Regions from separate parts of the Homo sapiens genome. Here regions 1 and 3 are each linked to region 2. A link is a loop called in an ENCODE intact Hi-C map of the cell type or tissue named here. Cell type or tissue: IMR-90. All regions are shown on one strand.

Region 1 (5,000 bases), 440 kb before region 2:
GGGATGTCTTACATTTTTCAGATGACGTGAAATAGAAGGGATGTGTAGTATTCTGATGGCTGAACCAGGATTCAAAAATATTTAATAAGGCATGAACAACTGGCTGAACCTAACACCAGGAAAATGTGATAGCTATAAACATAAAGTCCAGTACTTAGATTCTATTAATTGATCGTTCAAGATGGGAACAGGTGGCATGCAGCAAGCTGCATAAAAAAAGACTTGTGGTTTTTAGCTGAATAAAAACTTCTATAAGATCACCTACTAGAAGTCAAAAGAGATTAGGAGGGTTGACTCTAAGCTCACCCCTGTGATTCCCACCTCCTGCTGTTCACAACCTTCGCCTTCAGTGTGGGTGGGAGCAGGAACTTCTAACCAACAGAATATGGCAAAAGTGATGAGATATCACTTCTGAGATTACAACTGGCCCTTGAACAATGCAGGGGTTGGGGCACCAACCCCATGCACAGTCAAAAATTCCCATAAAACTCTTGGCTCTCCCAAAACTTAACTACTAATAGCCTACTGTTGAACAGAAGTCTTACCAACTATATATATGTTATATTTATTATATACTATATCCTTACAATAAAGTAAGCTAGAAAAAAAGAATATTAGGAAAATCAAGAGGAAGAAAAATGTAGTTACTAATTATTAAGTGGAAGTGAAACATAAAGGTCTTCATCTTTATCTTCATGTTGAGTAGGCTGAGGAGGAGGAAGAGGGCTTGGTCCTGCTATCTCAAGGGGGGCAGATGTGGAAGACATGGAGGTGACAGAAGGGGAGGCAGGAGAGACAGGCACATTTGGTATAACTTTAATTGAAAAAAAATCCACATCTAAGTGGACTTGTGAATTCCAAAGTTGTGTTGTTCACAGGTCAACTGTATATTGTGTACAATGATAACAGCCATTGTGCTAGTGGACTTGCTCCCTTGCTGGCTTTGAGGAAGCAAGCAGCCACGTTGGGAAGGCCTGAAGGCAAGGAACTGGGGGTGGCTTCAGCCAACAGCCAGCAAGAACCTGAGTCCTTAGTTCCACAGCCTGCAAGAAACTGAGTGTTGCCAAGAACCACATGAGCTCCAGCCGACCCTCATGTCAGACTGCTGCCCCAGCTGATACCTTGATTACAGCCTTTTAAGACCATGAAGCAGCTGGGCGCAGTGGCTCACGCCTATAATCCCAGCACTTTGGGAGGCCGAGGCGGGTGGATCACGAGGTCAGGAGATCGAGACCATCCTGGCTAACAAGGTGAAACCCCGTCTCTACTAAAAATACAAAAAATTAGCCGGGTGCGGTGGCAGGCGCCTGTAGTCCCAGCTACTCGGGAGGCTGAGGCAGGAGAATGGCGTGAACCCGGGAAGCAGAGCTTGCAGTGAGCCGAGATTGCGCCACTGCAGTCCGCAGTCCGGCCTGGGCGACAGAGCGAGACTCCGTCTCAAAAAAAAAAAAAAAAAAAAAGACCATGAAGCAGAGGGCCTAGCTAAGTCATGCCAGGAATCCCAACCCACAGAAACTGAGAGATGATAAATGTGCCTTAGTCACTACATTTTTGTTAATGTTATGCAGCAATAAACAATTCATACAGATGTAATCATTTAATCATATGATATACTAGTCAGAACACATCTGGATTGCTGTGCCAGTACCAGATGCTACATGTGACAAGGGACAAAAATAAACGGTCCTCTGTGGAGTGTATTCAGAAAGGTTGGGGGTGGGGGGAGGGGTGTGCCCCATGTCCCATTGGGCTGACTGGAAATGCTGTTGAGAAAAAAATGTTTTGGGATATCGCTTTGAATAGATTAAGTGCTACATTGTGAATGGGAGACTGACTTATGCGGAGCCACATGACAACAAGGACCAATGGGGTAAAGATATTGATATACAGCAAAGAAGGGCATTCTAACGATAAAAGCTGTGTAAAATGGAATCAGCACCTTTATGAGGTTTAGGCAGAATTAAGGTTGCATTTTGCATTCAGACAAAATAAGGATCAAATTCTGCCTCCATAGACACAGTGCACTAGTTTAATCCTGAGGTAATATACAACAGAGTCTGGGTGACAAGATGAGGTCACACAGATGCCCATATATTTACTTTTGTTTTTATGTGGCTGCAATTACAGCTTAGAGGGTAGACAGGGAGAAGTGGGTTGATAAGGAAGGGTATAATTAGATGAAGGAGGGCAGAGAAGTTAGTCATGAAAGCTTTCCTTCCCCACTTTCTACAGTGTCAATGCTAATTATTTTGCAGGGAACCAGCACAATCACATGGCTAACAGAATATTTTTCTGGTAGCCAGATAAGCTATCAATGTGTGTGTGTGTGTGTGTGTGTGTGTGTGTGTATGTGTATGTGTGTGTGTGTGTACACAGGTGTGAGTTTATCTATTTACATATATATAGTTCCTTTCTTCCATCATTCCCTAGGCCTTACCTAAACTACCACTAGGTAAGAGATTAGAGTATTCTGAATGTTCATTTTTGGCAGTAACATACAGGCTTGATGTGGGATTAGAAAATCTTCCTTAAAATACTATGATTCTGGGTTGTGTTTTGCGGAGCAGCAGAATCTGTAGTGAGGTTCTGTAGAGAAGTGAACTCTACCTGGTAAAGACAGCAGGGGGAGCCACTGGACTGAGAAAATGAAAAGCTGCCAGGGCTTCAGAAAGCAGCTTCAATATTTAATCAGCTGCTTGGCTGCAGGTGATGGATTGAAGGAGAGGGTGTTTCCAAAATATTATGTAGAGTTTTCAACATTGCAAAGGTTTATATAGGAAGCAACACACACACAGAAAAACAGCTCTTAGGGGTTTTTAAAAAATGAGTTCAATTCACCTGCTAGAAGGTTACTGTCTCATTTAGTGGTGCTTGGCTGGACACAGGAATCATCTAAGGAATATTTTAAAATACTGATTAAAAAAAAAGAAAAAGAAAAAAGTGCGAATGACTGTGACCTATCCCCTAAATTCCTATTTAACTGGTCCAAGGTGCAGCAAGATATGCAGAATTTTCTAAACCTCCTCAGTGATTCTAACATCAGCCCGGTTGGGACCACTGTCTGGCCCAATTTAACTAGACAGTCTCTCAGAGGCTGCAGCACTTAGTTATACAGTTCAGAGATTTTTTTAAAAAAAGTTTTCAGCCTGTATACAGAAGGTCACAAAAGATTGGTGGATGAATGAACACAACAAGCAGGTGGCTGCTAAAGAAAGTCGAGGATAACAAATAAATAAATCTAAAATTACTCCAGAAAATGCTCTTAGTGCCTGGAAAATTCTGCAGTGAAAGTAGCACATTTCAAATGTTTTTCCCCAACTAAATTTTCATGCTTTTCCCTCTCCCTGTTCTCCTACTGTTTTTATATTCCCTGTCTCTCTAAACCCTGATTCCCTTATGGATTTCACTCTCATCTCAACAACTTTTCTCTCTTTTCAGACTGAGTGATGTTATTGTGACACAGCTTCAGACTCAGTCCCCAACTGTGCACTGTGGGAGCCACAGCAGTGGAAATGTACGTGCACGTGCAGCAGCCCAAGGGTGGAAGCTGCAGAGGCTGGAGGGAGGTGATGTTGCCAAGCAAATGCAGCAGAACCAGCCTGACTGCCTGAAACTGTGCCTCAAAATAGGGAAAAACAGGGAGAAACCTGTAAGCAGGAGCACTAGATGCTACAGCCCTGCTGCTCAAAGTGTGGTCCATGAACTAGCAGCATCACCACCACCTGCAGAAGCTCAGGTCCCACTCCCTGCTGAATCAGAATCTACAGCTCATGAAGAACCCCAGGTGGTTTACAAGCATACTGAAGTTTGAGAAGTACTGCTTTAAAAGATGCATTCTAATTGGACTTTTCGACCTAAAAAGCACGAATAGAGGAGAGGAAGTTATGGTCACAGGTCCACCTTCATCTGGAGTGCCTATGTAAGATTATTCTTTAAAATAGCATTTGTAAAGGAAGGGTTGAGGGCAATTTCAAGTTCTGTGGTGTCAGGAGCTACCACTGATGATAAAGACTGCATGGAAAACTGGCTTGGCACTCTGCAAGTCACAGCTCACCTCTAGGCACCTGCTCTTCTACCTTTAACAGCCTTATAGATTAGGTAGCTCCAAGAGGTTTTGAATCATTTCTGGAAGCTGGCAGGACATAATAATAAAAATGCTCAATTCATCCACGATGCTTTTACTTCAGCTGCAAACTTGAGGCCAATGAAAATCCTCACGCGTATGTCAAAATGATACATAGGCATGCCCAAATTGCTCACCATCTTGTTGTTCTGTAATGTGTGCTGATTGTCAACCTTTACCCTGAAAAATGTAGTGCTTTAAAATTTTAATTTAAATATTCATTTCAGTTACATCAAAATTAAATACGACAAAGTTATTGAATTGATTCAGAACACTTCAAAAGCTTGACATCCTCAATTGTGTTTTAGAAAATTATATTATCTTCAAAAATATGTTAATATGAATGTATTGATTTCCCGTGACTGCTGTAACAACACAAACTTGGTGGCTTAAAACGAGAAATGTGCTCTCTCACAGTTCTGGAGCCTGAAGCCAAACTTGTTTTCAATGGGCTGAAACTAAGATGTTAGTAGGGCCTTGTCCCCTCTGGGGGGTTTAGGGGAGAAGCAGTTTCTTGCCTCCTCCAGCTTCTGGTGGGTGCTGGCATTACTTGGCTTGTGGATGCATCACTCCAATTTCTGCCTCCCTCTTCACACTGCTTTCTCTTCTGTGTCAAATCTCCTTCTGCCTCTCTTTTATAAGAACATCAATGACTGAACTTATGGCTTACCTGGATACTCAACGATAATTACCCCATTTCACGACCCTCAACTTAATCCCACCTGCAAAGACCCATTTTTCCAAATAAGGTTGGATTATAGGTTCCAGGTGTAAGGACTTACTATCTTTGGGTATCCATTATTTAACCTACTACAGAGTAAAATTACCATTTACAAGATATTATTTGTAAATGATACTCAACAAGGATAGTTTATAC
Region 2 (5,000 bases):
GAATGGCGTGAACCCGGGAGGCGGAGCTTGCAGTGAGCCGAGATCCCGCCACTGCACTCCAGCCTGGGCGACAGAGCGAGACTCCGTCTCAAAAAAAAAAAAAAAAAATCCTTAGATAATCAGAATGAGTTCACTGGTTTTAATTTTGCAAATACAATATAAAACATCAAGAAAATAAGAAGATACAGATTTTGTTTCTGTAATGCTACTTTGAATGTCGTTGGCTTGGTATACAACTATAATCACTTCAATATCTCCTATTACAATACTCCATAATGAGATCTACGATTCAGAATCATATTTTCCATCAATACAAGAAATAATCAGCTGTGCTCACTGCACTGCATTCTGTGTCCTAAAGGGAGGATATAAAATCCACCAGCTCTTAGAAGACATTTTAACAAGAGTTGGATTCAAAAGGAGTTTCACATCACTAAATCTCAGTAAGCTAGAAAATCCAATTAACTATAATACCCCCATTTGCCAGCACTGTACTTAATCCAAATTTTACTGATTGTCGATCAAAACCTTGAAATTATTTAAATATAAGGAACTTTTAGATTAATGTCCTTGGTTTCTTACTGAGACTCAATTGCAATGAATTATTTAACACAAAACTGGAGGGGCTCCAGCAGAATCATTAGCATTAGTAAATATATAGTTAATGTGTTTTAGAACACGGCTTAATGGACTCCAGAACCCGCCTCTGCGACGGTTTGGGTCAGGGTTGAAACATCCTCGTTAATAATGCACACGACTCAACATTTCCCTCTCTCACACTCTTCTTGGCTTCAAACTTCATCTTAATGCAGGGACTCTCCACATGTATCCCTAATTCTGAAGAGTGAAATTAATATCCAATACATGCAATAAATAAAACTAAAGATTGGTTTCATACCATAACTTTACAGTCATCTGGGGAAAGATTTTGCATACCAACACAAAATTTTAAGTCGAAAGACAAAAAAAAAAAAAAAAACTTGGCTAAATTTCGATCCATTGTACTCTCTCACTTGAAGAAAGTTTGCATATCTTACAATGAATGGGTGGAAGGATATCTGTAACACTCATGTGCATCCCAGGGTTTTATTTTAAGGAATTAAGTACCTTTATGTTTAATTTCCATTAACACTTTCGTTAACATGGATGACATTTAAAACAAGTGAAACAAAGACTAGGCAGCTTCCTAGGGACTCGCAGGGGTTATCTTTTGTGTCTATAGCATTCTCTTGCTCAGGGCAGTTACATGTTATTAGTGAAAGTTGTGACAGTAGGGGAGGCAGCTAACTCTTCAGGTTAAAAGGGGTTTTCTATGCCCAGTACTCAAAATCTAACAAACCCATTCCACGTGATACTGCTGTCACCCTATTACAACCTGTGACATGCATTTATTCGTCACTGTCCTAAACACTGTTGGTCAGTTGGTTTGTTGTTTGGTTTAAAGACAACAGCCCCTGAGCTCTATTAAATGGAACAAGTTCGAGAGACATTCCTAAATGTCCAGACAACTCCACAGCGCGCATTTCTCTCCAGCAGCGGGAAGATTCAGAGACCTCGAGACTGAACACCCAAATCTCGCTTTCCAGGACCCGAAGTACCGAACAATAGGTCCCAAGGTAACTGTCCCACTTCCCTTTAGGTTGGATACGTTAAACAATACCAGGGCACAGTCTAACGTTTCACCAATTTCCAAAGCTAAATTACTGACTAAACGCCCAATATCCAAGCCTGTGCGCAAAAAATAACAAGTGGCCCAAGCAGCCGCGCAGCCCCTTGCGCGGTGGGGGCCGAGGGGTCCCCTCGCCCGTCCCCCACGCGCGCGAAAGGGCGAGCACTAGTGGCGGAGGAGGGGAGAACCCATATTGTAGGCTTGAGAGAATCTACAAATGAACCCCCAGATCCTGAGGAAGAGGGGTCTCTTTCCTTTACGTCCTTGCCCTCCCCCGGGTCCCTAGCACTGTGCCCTCGATCCCCGCCTACAACGCACCCCACGCCAGCCCCGCTGGCAGCTGCATGGCTGGTGCCAGGAACGCGGCGGGGGCGCAGGCCGAGGGGAGCGGGCGCTGGGGGGGCCGGGGGCAGCGCGCTACTCACCAATGCGACTGAAACTCTCCGACAAAGTTCTCCGCAACTTCTTCATCTTGCCGATCTTCTCGGCCGGCTGCGGCTCAATGAGGTCACACATCTGGGCGACGCGGAGCCCCGACAACTTCCCCAAACTGGTCCAGGCACAGCTCAGACAACGGCGAGGGCGCGCGCCGCGGGGAAAGCGGCGCCTCCTCCTCCACCACCTCCTCGGCGGGCCGGGAAGCGACGCGCAGGTCTAGGGAGGCGAGCAGCAGGCAGGCGGAGGACGGCAGGCTCCGCTCCGGCCTGGGCCGCAGCTGGGCGGGCGGGGGCGGTTTACGTGGTGCCGGGGGCGGCCGCGCTCGCCGCCGCCGTGGTGGCCCCGCGCCGCGCCGCCGCCGCCCGGCTCATTTTCCCTCCTTTGTAACGGAGAGAAGCGCGGCCGGCAGGGGGAGTGGTGCGGCCGAAGGAGGAGGCGGGGCGGGCCGGGTACAAGGTGCGGGAGTCGCCTGGCGCCGAGTGCGCGGGGCGAGGGCGAGTGGGCCGGCGGGAGAAGTTCTCAGCCCAGAGTTGCGGGCGCAGCGCAGAAGGAGCCGCGGCGCGGAACCGCCAGCCTGACAGCTCCTGCTGCCCTCCTGCTGCCGCCGCCACGCCCCTCCCTCGACGAAGGCCCCTGGGCGCGGGATCCTAGCACGACCTCGGCTCCCCGCTCGCCTCCCGCGTCCTCCGCGGCCCTCTGTGTCTGGCTCGCGCCCCGGCGGCGCCCCCTCCCGGCCGCGCCCCTCCCGGCCGCCCCCGCGCTCCTCCCCCGCCCCGCCCGCGCGCGGGAGGATCACGAAGGGACCGGGGTGGGAGCGGGCAGCGTCTGGGGACAGCGTGTTGGGCTGTGGGGAGGTTACCGAAAGGAAACGGGCCGAGTCCAGTTGTTTGAGCGGTTTTCTCCTTCCACGAGCGTGTGTGAAAAAGCGCGGAGTTCGGTGGAGGGCAGCTGCCAGGACTGCCTCCTGGACTGGGTGCGGTAAGGCCTTAGGGATGCATTCAGATGTAGGGTGCCTTATTTTGGGCCGAGAAAGCTGTCAAGTGAAAGATCCAAGGGGAAAGGTGGGCCTGGATTTTTTTGTTGTTGTTTGCGGTGGGTTTTTTGTTTGTTTTGAGGTCAAGTGCAGAAGCAGCGGAAGCTTCAACTGTAACCCTCCAGAAGGCAGGGATCATGCTGTTTCCCTCATCCTTGTCTCTGATCTTGGTGACACATGTAGGTGATTTCTGATAGGAATACCCAGTTCTGCAGTAAATAGCAGACACAGCCCTTGGTCTTTTTCTATTAAATTCTTAGAATATATTTCTGAATTGGGAGATTTAAAGGCTAAACAGATTCCGACCTCCTTTTCCCCCACCTCAAAAACAGAACTTTAAAAAGGAGTGGGGGAGGTGTTTATAAAATCCCAGGACAAACAGTTCCAGCAGCGAACACACATCGTCTTCATTCTGAAAAAACCTGGTGCGGCGTGAGTTCCAAACGTCAGTCTCCCAGGGGAGAGAGAAGGAAGGTGGGGGAGGGCTTGATTGTGTTGATCTGAGGCCAGCAAACTCCTTATGAATAGAAACGTTAGTAATCTTGAGTCATTTGGCTGTGTAAGTAATAAGAGCTTGTGAGGGTGTGACAATGCTGTTTGGCTTGTAGGAAATTTTGGGGAGTTTATGTTTTGTTAAAAGATTTTTATCTTAAAAACTAGCCCCCTGCCTTCCTTAAATTGTGAGGTAAAACAGTGATTTGTTCCGCCCTACACTGAGCACATTGTAGGATCTTGATAGATTGCGGATGATAAAAGACAGGAAGTCAAGCTAAGTGGGGAGCAGAGGGGGGCAAGGAATTCGCCAGGAAAGACCATATGAGTTAAAACGCAAAGCTGTTGGATCCTGGCTGCCATGTCTAGATAATTACAGACAGCACCAAGGGTGGCCTCATACCGGAAAAAAGTTTGACTTTTACCACTTCCTCAGGTTAGTTAGGGAGAAAGTTTTCAGCAGTTATGAATGAAAAGACAAATGCAACCAATCAAAACACTAATGGGTTGTACGAGTCAACAAACACGAAGAAATATTAATTTAACGAACTTTCACTATTATACACCTGTGACTGTTATCCACTGTGACAATGGCTGTTTCAAATATATAATATGTTAAATATATGTTTATTTTACCTTCGCAGTATTTTTTTTTTTTTTTCCGAGACAGGGCCTGTCGCCCAGGCTGGAGTGCAGTGGCGCCATCTCGGCTGACTGCAACCTTCTCTCCTGGGCTCAAGCCATCCTCCCACCTCAGCCTCCTAAATAGCTGGGACTACGGGTGCGCACCACCACGCCTGGCTAATTTTTGTAGAAACGGGGTTTCATCATGTTACCGACGCTGGTCTCCTACTCTTGAGCTCAAGCAATCCGCCCGCCTTGACCTCCCAAAGTTCTGGGATTACAGGCGTGCACCACCACCATGCTCTTCCCCTTCCCAGTATTTCTGACTTAAAAAAAGTAGTCAGCTTCTTCTTAAATTATGGTAAAAGCATACAAAGGTATGCACCAATTTTCTTAAATGAGATCAGTGTGTACTGATGTGTGAATATGTACAGGCTAATTTGGGAGAAAAGCATGTTTAATATTTTAAACCATTTGTGGAAAAAATGTATACACATCTATGTGTTCCTATATGCATAGAATATTTCTGGAAAAAAGAACAGAAAACTGTTGATTGTATATCCAGAACAGAGAGAACTTTTCCCTTTGCAATTTATACCTTTAAGTATAGTTTGAATGTTCTAAGAATGCTTTACTTTTATAATAATAAAAATACTAATATAAACATAATGAATATTTTCCTTTTCCCTACCCCACTTCAAAACTTCAGCTCTCCCAACTCCAGAACAACTTCCTCTAGTTACA
Region 3 (5,000 bases), 170 kb before region 2:
TCCTAAATGTTTCTCCTTTGTGTGTGTGTCAATCCTTACAGTCACTAATAAAAAGCATTCTGATATGCTTTTCACTTAAGTTGAAAATGAGTGTTAGAAGAATAAACTACCTAGCTTCAGGGGCAACATATACTCAAAAGCAGTTAGATATGTGCTCAGTTTTCACCCAAAATGAGCAATGAATACAATTGGCATGACTCTTCTCCAACTGAAACAGATGGGAAATCAGTAGTCATCCTTCCATAATAGCACCTTAGATACAAATGCTAGCCCAGAAAATAAATAGGACTTTGGCTTGTATAATATATTAGCTTATAAAAAGAAGTGTTTTAAGAGTAGCATATCTGTAAATTAGGTAAATTGAATATAAATGTCTAAATTTTTGTATGTAAAATATCTGCAAACAAAGGTTTTAATCACTGATTAGTAACTGTCTACCATTTGCCTCTTAACATTAACTCTTTTGTTCAAAAAAGCCTGGAATGTAGCTATATAAAAATTACTATCAAAAATCGACACTATAAAAGTAATGTCCTGTGTCCATGGTAGATAAGCAACTTAGTCTGCTTATAATACATAGGATTACCTTTCATTTTATCTTTGTTTTCAAATACACAAATTTTTAAAGGAAACATATCATTTATTGTCTTCGTTTTACCATGATTTTAAAAATCCAGACCACTAATTAGTCAGCTGAACTCACAGATTTTGAATCTAAGTGAGAGAACACAATTGCTTAGTTGTCAAATATGCATCCAATCGGTATACTATAAAAATCACCAATTTTGAGTGACTAAAAAGAAAATACAAATTATATCGGATATTCGAAAAAAGAGGACAATTCACTCATTTCAGATAATGGAATGGCTCCAACTCTGAAGTACAGTAAGAAAGTGGCAGATGAGAAACTGAGACGCCCAACTTTTCAGTGCAGCTGTTACCAATGACATACGTAAACACAGGGCCATCATTCATCCTGCCAACTCTGCTTTCTCCAACTTTCAAAAATAATCGCTGCTACCTCTCTGAACTTTCTTTGTAATATACACACACCCACACTCACACACATGTGCACAAATATATATAAATCCAGGAAAAGTTTTTGAAAAGTAGAAAGAGAAACATAACTATACATGCTGATCATTAAGTGTCTCCTAATATTATCTCTAAATAGAGATCTGGCTGCGCCAGCTACAATAATTACATTTACAACTATAAACATCCTCTACAAAACCACGTTTATTGGATGAAATAACCTTAAATACAGTGGTTCTCTCCAGGTCTTACTAATTAAACGAGCCCTTTTTTAACAGAGGGTCAATGGTAAGTTAGTCTAGGTCACATCAATCATCACAACAGTGATTAGCAATTTAAGAAAGTTGTATCTGACAGTTTATGTGAATAAATACGTGTAAACAATATAAATATACCTACGTAGATATGAATGTACAAGGAAGTGACTAAAAACATGAGAACAAAGATAATGAAAAATTGGCAAGAGTTTCAAAGGACACAACAGGTTGAGAGAATCAATGTCTCCCCAACTCAATTTTGAAAACTTAACTACATTCACAGCAAGAGCTGGGGATATACCTCAGGTGGAGGCTCAAGAGGGCTCAGATTCTGATTTACTCAAAAACGTATTAGAAAAAATTTTATTTTTTCAGGTATAGTTCTTACTATAATATTAGTTCCTATGTTATTTGTGAGAAGAATAAAAGGGTTGAAAGGTGCTGGCGAGTCAGGAGTTATGTTTGTCATATGCTTATATGGCAATGAATAAAAAGGTAGTAAGAGAAATGGAGCCCATCAAATCTTGGGCTGAAGTCCACATGAGAAGGCAGCAAAGGAATAGAAAACCTTGTCCAAAATAAATCTATCTGATAGAAAGGGAAGGTGAGCAGTGAGCGCTCTATTTCATGCAGGCACCTACTATACCAAAACTCACAAATCACTTAGGTGAAACAAGGGGGGAAAATAGCTATGATTTCACTGTGGAATTGACTAGAACAGTGGAGAATATTAATAATAAATGACTAGAGAGAAAAAACAGCATGGATACAGAGGGAAAATAAGAGAATTATGCAAGAAATTGGCTATGTACCCTACAGTTAATTATTAACAAGGAAGGTATAAGGTACATGGATGTGCTTTGGTCAAGAAATAGGCCAAGGCAGACATCCAGGCCTGCATGACTCAGTGAGTTTAGGATGCAGGCACATACTCCACTTGTTAAATAACCTGTTTGTGTAAGTTCATACTTGGCTGTAAGCCATTATTTATTGTCTGTTAAAGGTATAATTGCCCTGCTGACACTGTGCATGGGGGGCTTGGTTTAGCATGGGTCAGTATGGCATGGCATGGCTTGGCTATTGCACCTAGAGAAAAAGAGAGTACCGGAGTTGTCCATCTTGCAGATGGACAGAGGGGAGCCAGGGTACTACATGGCTCGACATGGCTCACACTCATGCCCAGAGGGAAGGAGTTAAGCTGCTGACACTGCAGGCAAGGGAGAGCTGGCCGTGCAGCTGTGTGTGGGAGCAGCCAGAGCGGCAGAGCTGGCTGCTGAGAGGAGCTGTGGAGCCGGAGCAGACAACCAAGATAAAGGCGGACAGTGTGAGAGAGCTGTTGATGAGAGAGCTGCTGAATAAAACCATATTCCCCTGCCTATGGCCCCCCGAGTGTTCTTTCAGCTATCTGCCCATCTACCCACTCCCCTCGGACCTCGGCTGGGGCTCAAACCTGACCCTGGACCTTACAATTGGCATAGTCATGGCATGACAGAAGGGTAGGGTAAGAATAGATTTCAAGAAAGCAGATTTTGAAGTTTTACAAAAAATGGTAAAAGTTAAGAACTCAGCTCTGGAGTTGGACTAACTGGATCTGAATTCTGGCCCTGGAACTTAGCTGTGTGATTGTAGGCAAATTACTCAAACTTTATGGGTCTCAGTTTCTTCACCCGTAAAATAAGGGAAATTGTATTATCTCAAATCTCTTCTAGGATTGTTATAAGAAACGAAAAAGAAGTAGCTGATATTCATTGAACATTTATGTGAGACAATGTTCTAAACACTAAATGTATTTGCTTACATACATTCTTCACAGCTGTATGAAATCAATTCTATTATTAACCCTGTTTTCACAGGTGAAAAAAATGGAGTGTTCAATAAATAGTAGCTTTATTTCATAACTCTAAATTACAAAGAGAGAAGTGGTATCAAGGAAGAAAATTCACAAAAAAAGAGATGTCATTAAAAAAAATCACAACTAGTATCAATGAAGAAAATGGAGCAAAGAAGAAAAACAAATGTGCTACACAGAGAGTTCCATGATGTACCTGAATTTCAAAAGAACATGAATAAAAATAAAAGATATTTAAGAAGGATAATTTTCTTATACGTCTAGATCCTAAATGAGATGAAGCCGACAATAAAAAGAGCTATTTCATATCTACACATTATTAGAAAAAGAAACAGGAAGACCAATTACATGGAGCATATGAAATAAAGTTCAAGTGACAGAGAAAATAGAGCTCCTCAGATTTCTCCATCAAGAATATACTTCAAGTGTTTCCTTAATAACTTTTTCTCTTTCTACTGACTCCTTTGTCATAGTCTATATACATACTCGATTATTCCCCATTTAGTTTAAAACTGAAACAACACAAAACACTTCTCCCCTTTCTTCTAGTTCTCTTTTCTTTCCCTGCCTCACTGCTAAAAAGAGTAGCTTATATGTATTTTACCCTACATTTTTTCATCCCCCATTCTCTCTTCAACACAAAATAATTAGTATCCATCCCCACCAGTCCCTTAACATTCTTAAAAAAAAAAAAAACCTTCCTAGTTGTAAAATGTAATAAATTACTTTCAGGATTCATTGATTTGACTTTTCTGAATATCTGACATCATCGTCCATGCTCTTTGAAACTCTCTTTCTTCCTTGGTACTTTGCTGGTTTTCTCGCCACCTCTCTAGACAATCTCTCCTCTGTTCTTCACTTCTCTCTTTGCCCAGCTCTAAATATTGGTGGTCTGTTATTTCATCCCTTCTGTTTCACTGAGATGATACACATTCTTTTAATTTAATAATCCTTTATGCTCTGCTTTGGGCACAGTTCCAGGTGCCCTCAACTCTCCAGCACTTAGCCATGAAACTTTCTCAAGAACAAGTAGTAAAAAAAAAATAACTTTTTTTAATAAAAAAGTCACTGTTTAACCTAGACCATTGCTTTCTCATTAGGAATCTGGCTTCCTTTGGGACTCCCAGTAGGCCTCATTTGTAACACTACTTGTTTGGTTTCTCAATATCTCAATTTCCCTCTTCTTTCTCCTAAGAGGTTTGATGAGACATACAACAAAAGCCCTTGGTTCCTCTCTTGCTTCCCCAGGGGCTTGTCTTTCAATACCTATGCTGACTGCTAAGCTGCATGAGAATTCACTCTCCTGTCTCACCCATCAGGCCAATTAGGAATGACTTCTACCTTATTCTCTGTTGGGTTACAACAGGTCTTTCAACTATTAACCAAAGTGCCTGATGTTTACAATTTTCCCTCAGCTCAGACAATGCTTGCAGATCTCTAGGATCATTAAGTCCCTGAAAACAGAGATAGTTAAAAACACAGCAATCCCAAAGAGACCCTTCTGAACTAGAGACAGATATCTTTTAAAAATTCAAAGAATTTGTTTATACAGGCAAATGTTATGTCTGTTTCCTCAGAACTCTAGAAGGAAGGGAAAACATATTTGCTCAAGAATCAACCATTAAGCATAAAAAAAAGTCTTACGCCTGAAATCTTTAAAATAATTTCCTTTCTGTCAGATCATCTCCCCAACATCAACAGTGTCTACCATACAATCTTGCACTGAATTACTCTATGCAAATTGCAATCCTAGATTTTTAAGGTACCTGCCATCTCTCCATTGTTACAATTCCTACTAGTAGTACAGTATACTTCCTTTGTATGAGCCAGTGCTAAATAGACTGGGAGCATTTGACTAA

What was found. A loop is a pair of places that touch in the nucleus more often than their neighbours do. Peaks named below come from ENCODE experiments on the same cell type or tissue, not always from the same donor. Only the 100,000 strongest peaks of a DNase experiment are listed, where the experiment ranks them.
Region 1: it touches region 2 in a loop (14-fold over the local background); 14 of 110 quality-filtered maps call a loop at or near these places.
Region 3: a loop joins it to region 2, with 2.3 times the contacts of the local background. A loop is called at or near these places in 3 of 110 quality-filtered maps.

What each region holds. Positions count from the first base shown.
Region 1 is chr7:91,032,294-91,037,293 of GRCh38, reverse strand. The region is part of intron 10 of CDK14 (cyclin dependent kinase 14); the gene reads right to left. Among named protein-coding and RNA genes, the nearest start is that of FZD1, 230 kb to the left of the region's middle. In IMR-90, a CTCF peak has its summit at 2,624 (motif pointing right); DNase peaks (open chromatin) are centred at 1,523 and 2,623; H3K27ac peaks cover 282 bases.
Region 2 is chr7:90,593,813-90,598,812 of GRCh38, reverse strand. CDK14 (cyclin dependent kinase 14) reads right to left here and starts at 2,492. Exons shown (of 15, transcript NM_001287135.2): 1 at 2,095-2,492. The coding sequence starts at 2,185. RefSeq lists silencers at 1,855-1,904, 1,965-2,164, 2,355-2,664, 2,685-2,884. In IMR-90, a CTCF peak has its summit at 2,511 (motif pointing right); a DNase peak (open chromatin) is centred at 3,642; H3K4me3 peaks cover 3,018 bases; H3K27ac peaks cover 2,209 bases.
Region 3 is chr7:90,764,440-90,769,439 of GRCh38, reverse strand. The region is part of intron 4 of CDK14 (cyclin dependent kinase 14); the gene reads right to left. Among named protein-coding and RNA genes, the nearest start is that of CDK14, 170 kb to the right of the region's middle. RefSeq lists enhancers at 1,957-2,456, 2,457-2,958, 4,159-4,730. In IMR-90, no CTCF peak of the experiment used is centred here; DNase peaks (open chromatin) are centred at 2,199 and 2,499; H3K27ac peaks cover 389 bases.